Linked DNA regions of Homo sapiens: region 1 is linked to region 2. Evidence: chromatin contacts called from ENCODE Hi-C or POLR2A ChIA-PET data. All regions are on one chromosome and are shown on one strand. Each heading gives the region's core, a stretch centred on a gene start or an enhancer-like site at or near the end of the contact. The rest is flanking DNA. Distances are from core to core; before and after follow the strand shown. Region 1 has its middle 450 kb from the start of HINT1. Region 2 has its middle 620 kb from the start of HINT1.

What was found. A loop is a pair of places that touch in the nucleus more often than their neighbours do. ChIA-PET counts read pairs that join two places held with the same protein, here RNA polymerase II (POLR2A). Pooled maps may share reads with other maps.
Region 1: a map of endothelial cell of umbilical vein shows a loop between it and region 2 (2.6-fold over the local background). The contact joins two enhancer-like sites. A Hi-C loop is called at or near these places in 5 of 168 maps with a recorded cell type or tissue (Caco-2, Calu3, PC-3 and 2 more) and 3 of 50 pooled maps. POLR2A ChIA-PET finds 5 or more read pairs at or near these places in 2 of 52 experiments (PC-3 and PC-9).

The regions. Positions count from the first base shown.
Region 1 is chr5:130,709,073-130,712,150 of GRCh38, forward strand. No RefSeq gene overlaps it. Among named protein-coding and RNA genes, the nearest start is that of HINT1, 450 kb to the right of the region's middle. Within about 2 kb of position 1,604, at least 2 of the 41 ENCODE cell types and tissues checked have a DNase peak (open chromatin) inside an H3K27ac peak, as active enhancers do; they include PC-3 and endothelial cell of umbilical vein, where a contact is called at or near this core.
Region 2 is chr5:130,548,478-130,551,409 of GRCh38, forward strand. No RefSeq gene overlaps it. Among named protein-coding and RNA genes, the nearest start is that of HINT1, 620 kb to the right of the region's middle. Within about 2 kb of position 1,559, at least 4 of the 41 ENCODE cell types and tissues checked have a DNase peak (open chromatin) inside an H3K27ac peak, as active enhancers do; they include PC-3 and endothelial cell of umbilical vein, where a contact is called at or near this core.

The DNA.
Region 1 (3,078 bases), core at 354-2,853, 160 kb after region 2:
AAGAAGAGAAAGTCTGTTGAAAAGAGAAGCAATAAGAAAAACTTGTAGCAATTCATGTATATGACAAATTCAACCCACGTTTAAATAAAAATGCAAAGATTTCAAAAACACCAAAGAAGGATTTAATGAAAGGTTCTCATCACCCACAAATAATAAAGATTTTTTCCCTAACCTTTATTTTATTTATTTATGTTTTTGGACAAAGTGCATTTACTCTCAAATTTCTAAGCCTTATGTTGCTCTCTTGTACCATTTTCTCATTCATTTTACAATTATTCTTAAGGCCAAATAAGTTTTGACATGCAAATTTATGTTCTGTTCTTAAGTATGTTTCCCTCTTCCATCCCAAGAAGGTAGTTGGACTGCCATTCAAATTATCTATAAAAATTATCTAAAGTAGTACACTGAGAAAATATGCTTAGGCTTCTGGGTCTATGTATGTGATATCCTAGACGCCCCCCCAGATGTCATACTCACTGAAAGAAATTAAAGTTCTAGAAAGTAAATATTAATGCATATCAGTTCTTCCCTCAGCTGGCAAGAAACTAATCAATAATCAGAAGCCAAAAAATAAAGTGAAAGAACATTGCATAGGGATAGGTAAGTGTTCACCAACCCACCTGACTTTCACCTGGAGGCATCTGCTGAGCCTGGTGTCCCTGAGTATCTGTTCTGATGTTATGACAGGAACAGTGAGCCAAAGATTAATCCTAGCTCCTACAAGATGCAGAATCGAACAGAAGACTCCATATGCAGTTGGCACTCCAGAAGGCTATATCCCCAGTGCAAGGGTGAACTGGATATAAAAGCACATCAGAGAGGAAATCTGTTTGTCTTGATGGACAGAAAGAACAAAAAGAAATCCCCCTTATAAAGAGAACAGAATCACTGAGCCTCCAAAAGGTTTATAACTCAAGTGCTAAAGGGACTATTAGTAACAAAATAATATATTGGCTGTTATTTTTTAATATCCATTATCTTGACAAAATAAAGGAACCTATGTCCAGATTGTAGCAAAGAGAGGAATACTGAAAGAAAATGTATTTCTTTTATTGAACTTGGAAGAGACTGAATTCAGCAGCAGTATTCCTGTGTGGACAGAACAAAAGGATACAGACAAGAAATGTCCACTTTTGGGGCACCGAAAGGAATTTAATTAATAGCCTCACAAAGACAGAGATTGCAGGTAATTACTCAAGGCCCAACAGACACAGGGATCACTGAAGGAGTCCATGTAATTATTGAAGGAAAAAAAAATGTCCTTTCATGTTCTCTTTGCAGGATGCATGGCACCTGAGCACCATAGAGTCCTCATTCTCTCCTATTCTAACTACCCTAACTCTGATTTAAATAGCATCTCTGAAGTATCTACTCTGAAGCCAGCACTGAGATAAGCAAAGGTAACACAGAAATGAATGAGATATGCTCTGAACCCAGGAGGAGTATAGTCTGGGAGGAGAATGAATGAAGACTGATGCATTAGTTAAGTAACAGAAAAAATGATATGCAACAGATGTCTAGAATGGCAAAGTATGGTGGGAAAACAGGAGGCAGAAAATTAGCTTTGATGGAGACAGACAGTAGTTGTTTCTCAGCTGAATCAGAGGAAGGGGGCCCGAAGAAAAGGAGTAGAAGAGCTTATTTAGTGAGTAAGAATAAAAGAATGGTATTCCAGGAAGGAGTCATGGCATGGGAACAGGAACAAAGACGTGAAAGGACTTTGTGTGTTTACGTAAAGATAAAATGTGCTATAGGGTAAATCATCAGCCAAGTAGCAGCAGGAGCAGCTAGTTTCCCATGCAAGAAGCTGCCGGGCCAGGGGAAGTGGACTCCTCTGGTCAAGTTCTCCTCCACAGCAAGGAGAAAGATGAACCATTGCTGACTTAGGTATAGCAGTGAATCCCTGGGTATTTCTAGATACATTCGCCTGGGAAAACGCTATTAGCTACTAATTTGGGAAACATATGGAGTGGTAATTGGGGTTTGTGATGTGGGAGTACTGAGAAATTCACTTGCTGATAACACAAACACAGAGAGGACACAGGTGATGTCAGACTTATTATAGAAGGTTTTAAATTTGCATATGTATATAAAATGAGTTCTTTTACATCCCAAGAATCTATTAGAGGCCACAAAATGAAGACATGATGCATTCACTCATTTATCCAGAATTTTTAATCACTTACTGTGTATCAATTATAAGTCTAGTGCTGAAGGCATAGCAGTGAGGACAAGATCAATGCTCACATGGCATCCAATTCTACTAGAATCATCAAAAATTGATGAGTCTTGATGTAATTAGCTGCAGCAATTAAACAGATATGGTTCAAATGACATTGCAAACATGATGTGCATCAAGATAACCTGGATAGTTTTTTTTTAACAGAGCCTAGCTCCAGTCACTATCCATCTTGTGCTTTTTAAGAAGTTTCTCCGGGGAACTTTGATATGTAGTCAGGTTCAAGAAACAGTCACATAGATCATTGCTTCTCAAACCATCTGTGGTGAAAGTCCAAGGTGTTTTTTTTTCATGTTTGTCTTTTTTTAATTTCTGATCTATAGTAGACCAATATATTATAAAATACAATAAGAAGTTATGAGAGATTCTGCTTGGATATCTCAGTAAAGTCAAATTGCTCCAAAAGTTCCTAATTGTTTACCCTCAATTCCTGTACCTCCCTAATTGTGGTGGGCAGGTATCAGTTTGCATAGCAGCTCCAGAACATTTTGAGTAGTACTGGTCTAAATTACAAGTGGTTTTGAAATTCATAAAGGAACGTCAATGTTGTTTTGTGACCCAGGAAGACAGCACAAAGAAGGTAGAGGTAAGAGGGAGAAAAACCACTCAAGGAAGAATAGCATTCACAAAGACACAGAGAAAACCCTACTTCTTAGGGTAGTTGTCATCAACTATGCAGTAAATGTTTGTGTATGGTATTATCTTAGCAACTATAGAAATTAAACAAGTGAATCCTCATTTCTGAGAGACTGGTTGTCTAAGTCAGTGAAACAACTAAACACAGCTCATGTTGGTACAAAGTAATTTTTATATTTACAAAATATTACAGACATGTACCC
Region 2 (2,932 bases), core at 309-2,808:
TAGGAGTGGTTTCATTTCCTTTTTGAAATTCCTCACTTCAGTACTTGTAAGAGGAGCATTTACAAAGCTGATCTCTCCCTGTCCCATGGGAACTTCCCTAAGAGGGAACACGCTAGATGCCTGCTGTATGGAAGGAATAGGGAAGTTCTCAATATTCTTCTTAAACTGTTCTAATTCTTTTCTTAAATTTGCATAAAAATTTAAAGGAGCAGTTGTTTCAACTCTCCCATGGTCTCCAGGTCTTTCTTCCTTTAACCCTCCTGCTGCCCCTTGATCTTCCTTTCCCCTATTTTGTGAGATGTATAGAGGAGACAAGCATGATAGGGGATCCCAGGGCTTTACACTGGGCAAGGGCTTTTACTAGGCTCTTTTTCTTCTTCTTTGAGGGGAAACATGGGGGCTAATTCCTTGATCCAGCGGAAAGCATAACCTATCTCTTCTTGTGAGGATGGGGTTTTATCATTCATATAGACAAAGCTCGGCACACCCAATTCTCATCTGAGCCAAACCTAGGCCAAAAGACTGAGGGCTTATGAATGGGGCCTTTGGGCCAGATAAAACACCAATACTTTATGATTTTTTGCTTTTCCTTGTCCCTGGTTCGTGGGTTGTCCCTCCAACCCTGCAGCATTCTCCCCAAAGGACTATTCAGGGAATATCAAAGTTTCTTTGCCTCCCTCTTTGTCCCCTAGGCTAGAATTTCTGTTTCCAATCTTTGGTCAGTCTCTGTGTCTGAGCATTTTCTGGTGTACTCAACTCCCACCCACACCCCGACTGGAGGTCTCTTGCACACCCCGAGAATCACTTCATCTATCTCTGGCAGTTTTCCCCATGGGAGAATGGAATCACGGATTGGGACACCACACTCGCTTCATATCTAGGATACATCTCAGTCACACACACTCAAACTCCAAAAATGTCCAACTCACCAAGGCAGCACTTATAGTCCAATTTTCCTACCTTTTCTCTTGCACAAGTTTGCCTCGTTCCTGCAGTGCCTGCATTTCTCCCCGTGTCACCTCTGCTGCCTCTAAATAACAGTCTTGGGTTTGTCTAGGTCTCTGCAGAGATCCAGGATGCCTGAACAGAGTGGGCCACCTAAATCAGGTGGGACGTTTCTCCCCTCTGTGCTGGAGTCCCACTACACACAGGCACAGAGATCCCAGGTGGTCCCCCAAGTTTGTGAGAAACACATTCACCCAACCAAACCCAAGGAATGGACTCTGAGACATGAAGAACAGTGGAAGCGAGACTTTTAATGGTGGTCTTGCAAGATCAGGTGTCTGGTAGGCAAGCACACCTGGGGCAGTTACAGTAGGTAATTTATCTCCTAACATGCAAGTCCCTCCCCCAGTTCCTCATTGGTCAAATACTAGGGGGTTACAATCTTCCAGAATGTCACCTAAGTTTCATTATCCCCCTTATCAGGTTATACCCTAGCCCCCTTCCCCACTTAAGTTTCAATTTCCCAGTAATGAAACTTTCTTCCCTTTTATGGGCGGACCCCTCCTCTACATTGTGTTCACTTATTGTGACCTTCTAGGTGCATGAGTCATGCAGTTAGTCACATCCGCAGGCTGGCTGCCAGTACTTAGATTTATCATGCCTTGAAAACGGACCATTTAAAATGTTTTCTCACAGAGGAGCAAAAGGGACAGCAAGGAGACAGTTGGGAAGATGTATTAATAGCCCAGGCAAAAAGAACTGTGGCTAGAACTAAGCAAAAACTGAGAACCAATCAAACTCGATTTTTTTTTTTGAAGGCTAAATCTATAAGATTTGCTGATGAATTGGGTATCGGTGATGATTAAAAAAGAGAATCAAGGATTACTCTTGACTCTGCTTGAGCAACTGGGTGGAGAGCTGGCTTATCAACAGAAATAGGAAAGTTGGATGGAGAAGAGAATCAGGCTTTCTTCTTAGGGCATTTCAGTGTGGCTGCCTAGGAAATGTCTAAGTGGATGTATCAAGTGAGCAGTTGGGCTACATTATTTCTCACTTCAGTGAGGAAGTCTGAACTACTGTTATAAAAAGAGAAGCTAAGAGAAGAAAATGTTTCAAGTTGGAAGGAGTAAACAACTTCATGGAATTCTGTTCAAAGAAGCCTGAGCACAGAGAAATAAGCACTATATTTGGAAATTCGATTATCCTGACAAAAGGATTTTCAATGGGTGGTGGGGATGGAATCCTAACGGGAGTGGACTGAGGCAGCAATAGAGGTTGCTGAAAAGGAGATTGTGATGGATGTGGTTTTAATTTGCAGTTTCCTGATGCTGACTGCCTTTTCAAGTGCTATTGATGATGTGTATATTTGTGTGTGTGTGTGTGTGTGTGAAGGGTTATTCAAATCTTTCAGTCATTTTGAGGGTTTTTTTTTTAATTGACTTATAGGACTTCTTTACATATTCTAGATACAATTCTTTTTGGCAAAATACAGTTTTTGCAAATATTTTTTCCATTCTGTGTCTTGCCTCTTTATTTCATGAATGTTGTTCTTTGCAAAAAATATGTATATTAATTTTGATGAAGCCCAAATTTATCCATTTTTTTCCTTTCATAAATAGTGCTTTTTATTAGAACTGCTGAGAAATCTAGCCTACCCTTACCTTTCATGAAAAAGTTCTTCTGACTTCTACAAACATTATGGTCCTGATTTCAGCTTTTATATACAACATATAATCCATCCAAGTCTGCTAAATGTGTCTACTTTTTTATCTATCGCTTATTTATCTGCTTCTGATTGTCTGTGTGTTCTTTATAATTATGCCTCTGCTACCTATATTTCAAAGCATTAAGATTGCCTTATTTTCAAACTTTCTATGTATAATGTAGAAAATGTATTGCCACACTTTCATTTTATCCATTCAGAGGATGAATCTTTTGATAAATTTGACCTTTTTACATATATATTAATAGTGTGATAGTGGTACTT